2 separate regions of the Homo sapiens genome follow, and region 2 is linked to region 1. The links are chromatin contacts, found by Hi-C or POLR2A ChIA-PET in ENCODE. All regions are on one chromosome and are shown on one strand. The core of a region is the stretch at or near the end of the contact, and the rest is flanking DNA. Distances in the headings are between cores, read along the strand shown.

Region 1 (5,703 bases), core at 940-3,439:
ATTTCCCAACTGGCTATTTCCTTAATCAGACGCTGAGTCAGGGAGAAGCAGCCTGTGGAGAGAAACAAAGAAGGTGGTTGCCATGGAACAGAGAAGATTCTGGCTTTGGAGTGACAAGAATGTACAAATCTCCCAAAGGCTGCGTGGATATGGGGAAAAGTAGCTGAACCTGAGTCATCTTAGCAGTACTTCCACCTGAGTCCTATTTACAGGCTGTAGATACTCCAGTGGGAAGAGGTTAATGGGGGAAGCTGTAAAGGGGTAGGAAAGACTGGCTAGAGTTGGATTTACCATGTCAGGGAGACTCTTCAGGGCCTTCTGAACTTACCCAATATCCCCTGAGGTAAGCAGTATTTCGGCACAGAGAGGACATCTATTGGTAGCTGGTGTTTTCTAGATGAGCAGCAATACCCAACAGAAAATTCTGCAACAAAAAGAATTGGGTGAAGAGACTATTTTGTTTCTTCTCCTCTGATCCCACCTCAAGTCATTAAAGAAGCTAGATCTTGATGTGGAGAAAGAAGAGGTTTTGTGCAACCAGATTGGCTTCATGGTTTTGGAGTCGGGAGGAGGGGCAGGCCAGACCCCTTTGGGGCGCCTGTTTTACAAGCTGAGCTAGGTAAAATTACATGATTTATATGAACTATGACAATGATCAATTATCAATGGAATCTGCCTGAGATATCATTCAGGGGCAAGAAAGCAGAAGTTGACCAATCATATGATTAGAAAAAGAAAATTGCTTCTGATTAATATCCATTGAGTTCAAACCATTTAGTGAAACAGTTACCCTTAAACTATCAGCTCATCTAGAACAGAGTTTTGCAAACAACATTTTGTGGGCCAGTAAAACAGATTTTTAACACCTTGCATTTTTACCTCTCTGATCCCTTCTCAGAACCACCAGCAGATTTGACAACTGTTTTCCTCCTTACTCTGTCTCTTCCTTGACTATACAGTAGAAAATAGAGAATTCAATTTATTCAACTCTTTGTAATGTATGTGGTTATTTGAATCCTGTTGTATTCATACAGAACATGAGCTTTGTTCCTATATTTTCATATAATTGTTAATAAGTTATAAGAAGGTTTGAGGCTGTGGCATATAAACACAGCACATAAACATATATTTCTATATAACATAATCTTCCCACTTTTACTACATATTTTTACTAGACTGTTCTGGAAAAGCTATTTGTACATATTTCTTTGTGCACACAAGTTCCTCAGCTAACGGCTTTGCTCTGTTTTTATAGAACATGTTGTATATGGTTAAAAAATGTCTTTCACATAAGCCACATTTTTCCTGTTTTTGTTTACTTGTCTGTATTGCACCTCAATTAGCAAATCGTGCAGTCTTCTCTCCCTGTCATAATAACATAAACTATCTCCATTTTAGGCTGTTCGATGTAAAACAAAAATCCCCAAATTTCCACTAGATGGTGCTATGAGAATGCAAACTTCTTTGGTCAGGGTATATATAAAATCCTCAGTTATTGCAGCCTGTTATTTTGGCTTGTGAAACAGGTCTGCCCCCCACTAAATTAGATGCACAGGGATGATTTAATATTTAGTTAAGAGACGATGCAATATTTCCCACAAGTCTCTGAGGAGCCCAGGCAAAACAATGAAGAGGCATTTTTCGTCTAATCCTCATCCATACCACTTCTTCTTACCTGGCCTTTTTGGTATGCTACTCCATAGATACCTAGGAACAACCCCATAGTGGCAACATCTTTTGACCCCGGTCACTGCCACCGTCTATGGCTTCTTTACCCAGTCTTCCCTCCTTGGCTGGAGGGGGCTAATGGATTTATTACATTACTGACTGTCAGCAATTATTTTTTGACAATTTGTTCAGTGGTTTTCAAAGTGTGATTTCCCAGACCAGCAGTGTCATCTGGGAGGTTGTTACAATTGCAAATTCTCAGACTTCAGCTCGGACCTACTGAATTGGATGGGAGTGGAGACCAGCAATCTGCATTTTCACAAACCTCCCCGAGGTGATTCTAATGTGTAGGAAAGTTGAGAACCAGTGTGTTAAATACTTCCTGGGAACAAAACTGCCTTATCCTATTTGGATTAACCTCATTCCTGAAAGCCCTCAAAGAACAACTTTAAAGGTGGATAGGTGGGTGAAGAAATTTTTAAAGGTGTTGCCAGGTACAGTGGCTCACCCCTTTAATCCCAGCACTTTGGGAGGCTGAGTCAGGTGGATCACTTGAGCCCAGGAGTTCAAGACCAGCCTGGGCAGCATGCTGAAACCCTGTCTGTACAAAAACAAACAAACAAAAAATTAGCTGGGCGTGGTGGTGCACGGCTGTCCCAAGCTACTCAGAAGGCTGAGGTAGGAGAATCCGTTGGGCCCGGGAGGTTGAGGCTGCAGTGAGCCAAGATGGCGCCACTGCATTCCACCCTAGGCAACAGAGTGAGACCCTGTCTCAAAAAGGAAAAAAAAGTTTAAGGCGAGCATTTGTTCTACTTGGCCTACTCTGCTTTCCCTTTGGGTTGCTCTGCTCCCCTTGGGCTGCTTTGCTCTCCCTTTGGGTTCTGCCTGTCACTGAGGAGTCCTCACTGCAAAGGAATAGTGAAGCCTGTATCTAATGTGTAAATGTAGGAGAGTATGATTAGTAACTCACTTTTTTTTTTTTTTTTTTTTTAAAGAGATGCCCAGGAAGGCAGCCAGATGGCAGCATCGTTCCTACACTGTCTCTGCACTCCCAAAGGCAGTTTCTGGCCCTTTACTGTAGTCAAAGGAGATCGCGTAGCAGCGGTCGTTTATTGGCTAGGCTGTTTGTCTTTTTTCTCTACTGCAGCATGAGTCAGAACCCACAGAGAGAACCAGAGAGGAACAACCCGTTGATTAATGGGTCAGAGAGCTATGTAAGACTGTGATCTCCTATTGTCCCTGTTTCACGGAACAAATGTGGGGGATGCTACAAAGATTCAACACTAGGTAGACATCTAATGAAGCTGGGTTGCCATCAATCAGTTCAAACAGGTGTCTGGAATAGCTGTGTCTTCTGTCTTTTGATAAACACTGAGTACCTGCACATACAATTCCCTGGGAGCTTTTAAATCTCCTGATGCCCAGGCTGCACCCTAGACCAACCACATCAGAATCAGGAGAATGGTTTTAGGGCATCAGTACAGCTTTAAATCTTCCCAGGGGATACTAATGAGCATGAAGGGCTGGGAACCATGATATTAAAGACGTTGAGATGAAATTTGTGGCAAAGTTATTTCAATTGAGAAACCTGGGTTATTGTCTTATACCGTACTGTCAATTTCAACAGTGGAGTTTGTTGTTTTGGCCAGTTTTGATCTTGGCAAGTTTCGATATTCGAAATGGATTTTGTTGTATGACAGAAGGGGGCATCATCTCCTCTCCACCCCACACCACCTCCTTCTCTCTTTCCCCCTCCTCCTTCTCACTTGTTGTTCTGTTTTGTGTTTTGTTTTGTTTTGGAGGGGTGAAGACTGAAAATTTAAAACTGTGGCTACAAAATGGGCATATTACTGCTACTTAAAAGAAAAATTCTGACCAAAAATATATAGTCAATATTCTGAGTTTAAAATATTCTAAACTGTAAAAACCTTCTGTTTTTGCCTTCTGCCACATGTTCTTAGGTACCCTCAGGCTACAGTCCTTATTTTAAAGGATATGATAGTAAGAAAGTTACATCAGCCTTGATGAAAAGCTGTGAATTTAATCTTAGGAGCTCACACTGACTAGAGAGAATGAAAACATTCTATCATAATTGCTTGAAAAACTGTAGAACTACTCACTAGAGTTGGATATTGGTCTATAACCAAAACTCCTTTTGTATGGAACAAAGTGAGTTTCATGAAACTCTTTGTAAAAGATTTTCTTTATCCTGGAAAATCCTATATGTTTCCATGTAAAATTCTTAATAATAGGTAGAATGAAAGCTGGAGGGAAATATAATTGTGACATGTGAAGTATGAAATATACTTCAACTTAGTATAGAAGTATAGGCTTAATTCTTTGCACCAAGGGGCATCTAGAAACCATCTCCAGAAGCTTTCGGTGATACCTTATTAATCCTTCTCTAGGTGTACCACTTAGGAAATGTAAATGGTACTAAAAGAAATAATTTGTTAGGTCCTTAATCCCACAAAAGTTGATTAAGTCATTGTCTGTGAATAAAGACTAGGTGAGAAAATTGGGAGCTTTGGGAAAAGGGAGCCCAAGGAAAAAGTGGAACAGGCTGGAAAAAAAGGAAAGTGAATTAAAGAATAGGGAATCAGATTTCTTTTCCATTTTGACTTAAGGATATGTCAGGGCCAAAACTATAGAAATTTGAAATTGGTTCATTTAGAGGATCAATGCTCTTTTTTCAAGTGATTTTTTTCCTAAGTGATTCTTTTCCTAAGCAAGTCACACTGATTTTTTGGTTTCCAAACTCATTGACTTATGGGCAGTTTGGAGAATTAAAAAAAGGTATAGACTACTAAGGCGTCTTGTGTACCAGACAAAGGTTTCTTGGATTCTGAGGATTTATTTCATTACTATAGATATCTCTAAGGCAGCATGACCTATAAATAATTTAGGCAATCTCCTACATATGGAGAAATAATAATTAGGAAGGGGCAAACTTTTGAAATTACAGTTTAGATTTAGTTTAGATTTAAAATTGCACACACAGTCTCCCTAACAAACGTTAAGCACTTCTGTCTGTTGGAGATTAGCAAAGAGTTTGAGGAACTTATTTTACATTGGATCTAGTTTGTCCTTTAATTGGTAAACCTCAATTCCAATGGCACTACAGGTTGAGTACTCCTTATTTGAAATGCTTGGAAGAGGAGAATTGTTTTGGATTTTGTATTTTGAATACAGGCATACCTTGGAGATATTGCAGGTTCAGTTCCAGACCACTGCAATAAATCAAATACTGCAATAAAGCGAGTCACACTGATTTTTTGGTTTCTAAGCACATGTAAAAGTTATGTTTACACTATAATGTAGTCTATTAAGTGTACAATAGCATTTCTTTAAATGTACACATCTTAATTTAAAAATATTGTTAAGAAATGCTAACAGTCATCTGAAATTAGTGAGTTGTAATTCTTTTACTGGTAGAGTCTTGCCTGGATGTTGATGGCTGCTGACTGATCAGTGTGGTGGCTGCTGAAGGCTGGGGTGGCTGCAGCAATTTTAAAAAATGAGACGATAAGGTTTGCCACGTTGCTGGATTCTTCCTTTCACCAAAGATTTCTCTGTGGTATTTGATGTTCCTTGATAGCATTTTATCCACAGAAAAAACTTTTCAAAATTATAGCCATTCCTCTTAAACTCTGCCACTTCTTCATCAACTAAATTTACATAATATTCTAAATCCTCTGTTTTCATTTCACCAATGTTCACAGTATCTGCACTAAGAGTAAATACCATCCTAGCAAACCACTTTCTTTGTTCATCTATAAGAAACAATTCCCCATCTTTTAAAGTTTTTTCATTAGATTGTGGTAATTCAGTCATATATTTAGGCTCCACTTATAATTCTAGTTCTCTTGCTATTTCTGCCACGTGTGCACTTCCTCCACTAAAGACTTGAACCTCTCAAAGTCATCTGTGAGGATTGGAATCCACTTCTAAACTGTGAATGTTGATATTTTCACTTCTCCCATGAATCACAAATGTTCTTAATGACACTAGAATGGTGAATCCTTTCCAGAAAGT
Region 2 (5,315 bases), core at 446-2,945, 1.2 Mb after region 1:
AAATAACTATTTCCTATGGCACACATTTACCTATGTAACAAACCTGCACTCCTGCACATATATCCCAGAACTAAAAATAGATAAATAAGTAATGATAAAAGAAAAAAATGCTAAAGTGAATTCTTCACATTGAAAAATGAAACAATGAAATAATATGATTTCATATGAAACCATAGGAAAATATAAAGCTCTCTATAAAAGGTAAATATATATACAAGTATAAGACTGTTATCATAATGATGGTATATAAAACTCTCATAATTCTGCTATAGATTTAGTATAGTGTACTACTAAACTGTACACTTAAAAAGGTATAAAATGTTATATTTGTTTTAGTTCAATTAAAATTTTATAAAATGAAAAAAGAAAACTAATTCATAACATGGATGTATTAATTTATTATTTATTACCAAAATTGCATTTTATAAAGAAAAATAGCAATCTATGTTATAACCAAAGATACTCTGAAAAAAAAATCAGGTTAAAATATGGAAAAATATTTCAAACAAAAATATGTGAAAAAATGAAAAGTACAATAAAAATATCAACATGCGTTTTTATGAAGCTAGACAAGTTTATTTTAAAGTTTATGCAGAAAAATACATACACAAGAATAGGGCCTGGCATGGTGGCTTATGCCTATAATCCCAGCACTTTGCGAGGCCTTGGTGAGAGGACTGCTTGAGCCCAGGAGTTTATGACCAGCCTAGGCAACATTAGTGAGGCCCTGTCTCTACAAAACATTAAAAAAAATAATAATAACCAAGTGTGGTCCCAGTTACTCAGGAGGCTGAGGCAGGAGAATCACTTGAGCCTGGGAGGTCAAGGTTGCAGTGAGCCAGGCAGTGAGCACTCCAGCAGGCTGGGTGACAGAGTGAGGCCCTGTTTCAAAAAAAAAAAAAAAAAAAAAAAAACACTAAAAAGAAAAGCTGTAAGTGGGAACTAGTTATAACAAATGTTAAAACCTAGTATAAATCTTTTATACTTAAATCTTTTTATACTATAAATCTTTTAAACAGTGTGTCACCAGCTCATGATAAAAAGACTGATGAGTGGAACTGAATGGAAATTCTAGAAATAGATCCAGGTACATATTGAACTTGGGTATGTATGTGCATATCTGTACATTTACATCTATTTCCAAGTTCTCTGCCAAACCTGAAAACCCATTTTTGGGGATTTCTCTCCTGCACTGACTTGGTGTTACTGTCCTGGCAGGTGAACCTTGATTTTATTCCATGCTTCTAGTGATAGATTTTACCAGCATTGTTCATTACAACTTTCTGTATTGATGGAAATGTTCTAAAATCCGGGCTGTCCATTAGGGAAGCCACTGTCCATATGTGACTATTGAGCCTTTGAATTAGGCCAATGTGTGACTGAGAAACTTAGTTTTAAATTCTATTTAATTTGAATTAATTTATGTTTAAATAGTCATACAAGGTGTGTGGGGACGCTACTGGATGATCCTGCCCTATACTCTAAGCTCCTCCAGGAGAGGTCCAAGTCTGTTTAGTTCACATCAATGTCTAGTACAGTGCCTGAGGGATGACTAGTCTTTTTATTTCCAATCCGTATTAATTCTATTACATATGTATAGTAGGAGGGCTGGTTGCACCCTGATGTTCAGCTCCAAACCAGAAGATTAAATGCCCCAGTGCTGGATGTAGATGCTTAGAAGAAGCAGAAGCAGCTGCTAAGGGTGGGGCGTGATCAGGGAGGAGAACTGCAGCTTGTAATCGGTATTTCTTGCAAAGGCTTTTCCCTCTGCAAAAGTTCACTCTAATTTACATAAACCTCGGAGTATTGTTTTTAGATAATAGGGAGTAAAAAACAAAAGCAGACATAAATATATTTATCCACCTGCCTCAAGAAAATGATAGCTTTCTTAAAATAGTATTTTCAGCCTTTCTCTGGAGAAATATGTCTTTGAGGAAACATACACTCTCAATGGTTTAAGTAAACACGTCTCAGGAAAGCAGAACATCAGATGGAGGGCTCAACAGCAACAAAAGGAGGAAATCAGAATTTTATAAGAATTTCTGGTAATCTAAAGATTGTTTAAATCAGATCTTCATAGACAATTTTGGGCAAAGTCAAATAAAATGTTAATGCTGGTATAGAGAGAGCAAATGTTCTATGGGGCCATAAATGACTGACTGGACTTTCAGCTTTCCCAGTCCCTCAGCCGAGTAAGGAAAGCTACTCAACTTCTCTGATCATTAGCTCGTTTATCCGCAAAAGAGAATTGTATTGGGTAAGTGTGGTTTGCGGGGATGGAAATGTGGGTCAATGGTCAGCAGAGGTGAATTCCCCTCTACTAGTGTTTCCTGTCACACTATAGCTACCCCAAAGAGGTTGTCGTACAGGGTTAAACAATGTGAGAGCTGGAGAAGGTTCTAGAAATCACCCAATCAAATGAGGAAATCGACTAAAGAGGCAAAGACAAAAGTGATACCAGCAGCAGACTCTAAAAAAAGAACATGGCAAAAGTCACCAGGCTCACACCTGCTCCATGCTCTGGGTCACCATCTTCGAAATCAGGACTCTGCTGAAAGTTCAGAGATGCTAACACTCAAGTGCATATTTCAAGTACAGCTTTCTCACGCTGTGATTTCCATTATTTGTTTTTCTTTAGTTTGTTAAGTGTGTTGCCAGAGTGATGAGATTTCTTTATTCGAGCAAGTGATTACAATCACTTTACATTAAAAAAAAAAAAAGTCTCAACATTATATAGTAGGAAGACCAGCTTTTTGCTCAGTCTTCTACAGTTTTCTCTCTTTCAATGAGGCACTTTGGCGTATCTTAAATTTCAATGAACACAAACAACTTTCAGGGTTTTCTTTCTTTCTTTCTTTCTTTCTTTCTTTCTTTCTTTCTTTCTTTCTTTCTTTCTTTCTTTCTCTCTCTCTCTCTCTCTCTCTCTCTTTCTTTCTTTCTTTCTTTCTTTCTTTCTTTCTTTCTTTCTTTCTTTCTTTCTCTTTCTCTCTCTCTCTTTCGTTCTTTTACTCTGGGTGGCCTCTTTAGCTTCATTGTCTTTTCTCTTCCTGATCATAAGACACAGCATACAGATGTCTGATTGTGACAAAGGACTTGTGAAATTACACATTACAGACAAAGAATAGTTATGTCAGTTATGAAATTTTGTATTTTATAGTACAGTGCAGAAGTGCAATATCAATGTGTAGATCAAATATTTGCTTAAAAGAAAATTCCCTAAAGTCATACAATTTGGAAATTCGTTCAGATTTGAGTATGCTTTTGATTTACTTTACAGCAAGTATAAAATCCATTTTATTTTCTCTCCTGTTTCCTGATTTGGGTACTTAATTTTACATAGGTAAACATCTACAAACCTTTCCTCGTGTCAAGTTAATTTTCTCATATAGAATTTCTTTTTAGCACAGCTACAACTTTATCTAATGAGAAATCATTTTAGGTCTGGTATTCAGATATAATAGAACATAAGAGAAAGACAAAGAACCATAATTTTTGAAATGAGGTAATATAACCTAAATATTATGTGTGTGACATGACAAAGAAAATAATATACAACTGATACTTTACCAAATTTTGGGATATTACCCCATTGTGTCACTCTGGAGACGAACACACAGAACACTCCTAGAAGGCATATGACCTGGGTAGTTTTATCATTATCCATTATTAGAGACTGTAGACCTATAAATATTATTAATGATGTGCTTTCTTTTTCAATGAGTCATCTGCTCTCACTACCCTTTTCTTTAGCTATTATTTCCCCAGTGTTCCTCTTACTTTTTTATTTTTAGGGTCTCTCTCCCTTTCTCACTCACTCATCTCATACCTGTTCCATATTTTATTTATTTATTCATTCATTCATTGTATTCAGAAAGAACTTATATGATGATAAGATTAATATTAATCATAAAGAAAGGAAGATTCTCAGAGAAGACATTCATTCACAGTGCTGAGTTTTTGCCTCTGTTTTTTCTTTTAAGACACTATTTGGACAAATTCCAAAATGAAACCTTCCCTTAACAATAGCTCTTTAAGTGAAGCTATTTTTTAGTTGATTTTCTCCCTTTATAATTTCATGGTTTAGAGCAGTATTTCTGGACACTTAACCTCTCCCTCCTTCTCAACAGGAATCTCTTTCTTTATTGAGAGTAACAAAGCCAGAAGGGAAAGCAGGTGTTCAAAGCTTCAGTGGCCACAACTGGAAAAAAAGAAAGAAAAAAAAACTTCATCCCCAATCTATCTAGAGCATAATCTTTTTAAAAATATGCTTTCCTAAGTATTATACTGTAGGTTTATTCAATTTGCTTAATTGGGAGTGCATACTACCTACAGACTTGCCAGAAAATTTCTGGGACATCCTATTTTTTCTCACTCTTGCTAATGAGAGGGAAGCCCTAGACAGCAAACTCCTATGGCACAGCTCAAGCTCTGACCCAGGGGTAATGGGCCTAACTAGAATAAAGACAAAGGGGCCTCCCAGGGGCTTCATCATTAGTCCTTTATAATCATAGTCTGTAGGAATCCATGGATCAGTAATCATAAGTCCAATTCTGAGACAACTTATTTTTAATAATATGAGCTATTTATAAAACCATAATATGGTATAAATTAAATTATAATACCGTAGGTCCACTACTTTTATTTTCTAAGTGGATGCAAAGTGATCTAAAATGATCTATAGAAATAATTAAACTTTGTAAGGTGGTAAATTAGTGAAATTAACTTGCTAATTATTGTGAGACATTGAAATATTAGCACTCTCCATTCAGATAGAAAAAATATTGGACGAATTAAGTGATGATCTTTTTTCTTATTTTTCTCCTATTTTTTGCTTAATTCTCTAAGAATTCCAAGATCTACATTTTTAAAATCTAGAATAAAGTATTTGATGATTTTCTTTCATTCAAAGTCAGTTCAGTATGCTTCCTTCATCAAGCACAGAATGTTTCTCAAACCAAGTTGCATTTCAGATGTCATTTTAAAAAATAACCTTTCATGTGTTAACATCCTGGGAAAAAAACTAAGTGTTCTCATATATTGTTGTTGGGAGATAAATTGTTGGAATGTCTGTGAAGAGCAATTTGGCAATGTAGATCAAACGGAAAAAGCACATAAAATTTAACCATGAAATTCCACTTCTAGATATTTATTTAGCCTCTACATATACAGGTTTATGTGCACAGTGATGCATATGAAATGATATTTACTTGTGCATTTTTATAATACCAAAAATTAGAAACAACCCAAATGTCATTAATAGAACTTGTAAAATAAGTTTTTCTATGTCCATAGTGTGGAATGACATAGACATATTA

Evidence for each region. Hi-C counts contacts between places; a loop is a spot of excess contacts on that map. ChIA-PET counts read pairs that join two places held with the same protein, here RNA polymerase II (POLR2A). Pooled maps may share reads with other maps.
Region 2: a loop to region 1 is called in a map with no recorded cell type, with 4 times the contacts of the local background. The contact joins the enhancer-like site here to the promoter of EPCART in region 1. A Hi-C loop is called at or near these places in 1 of 37 single-sample maps with no recorded cell type and 3 of 50 pooled maps. POLR2A ChIA-PET finds 5 or more read pairs at or near these places in 2 of 52 experiments (PC-9 and activated B cell).

The regions. Positions count from the first base shown.
Region 1 is chr2:180,123,005-180,128,707 of GRCh38, forward strand. It overlaps EPCART (ERG-positive prostate cancer associated androgen responsive transcript), which reads right to left and starts at 2,190. Exons shown (of 4, transcript XR_923634.3): 1 at 1,676-2,190; 2 at 329-424.
Region 2 is chr2:181,310,341-181,315,655 of GRCh38, forward strand. All of the region lies in intron 3 of LINC01934 (long intergenic non-protein coding RNA 1934), which reads left to right. Among named protein-coding and RNA genes, the nearest start is that of MIR4437, 7.3 kb to the left of the region's middle. RefSeq lists an enhancer at 2,528-2,577. Within about 2 kb of position 1,696, at least 7 of the 41 ENCODE cell types and tissues checked have a DNase peak (open chromatin) inside an H3K27ac peak, as active enhancers do.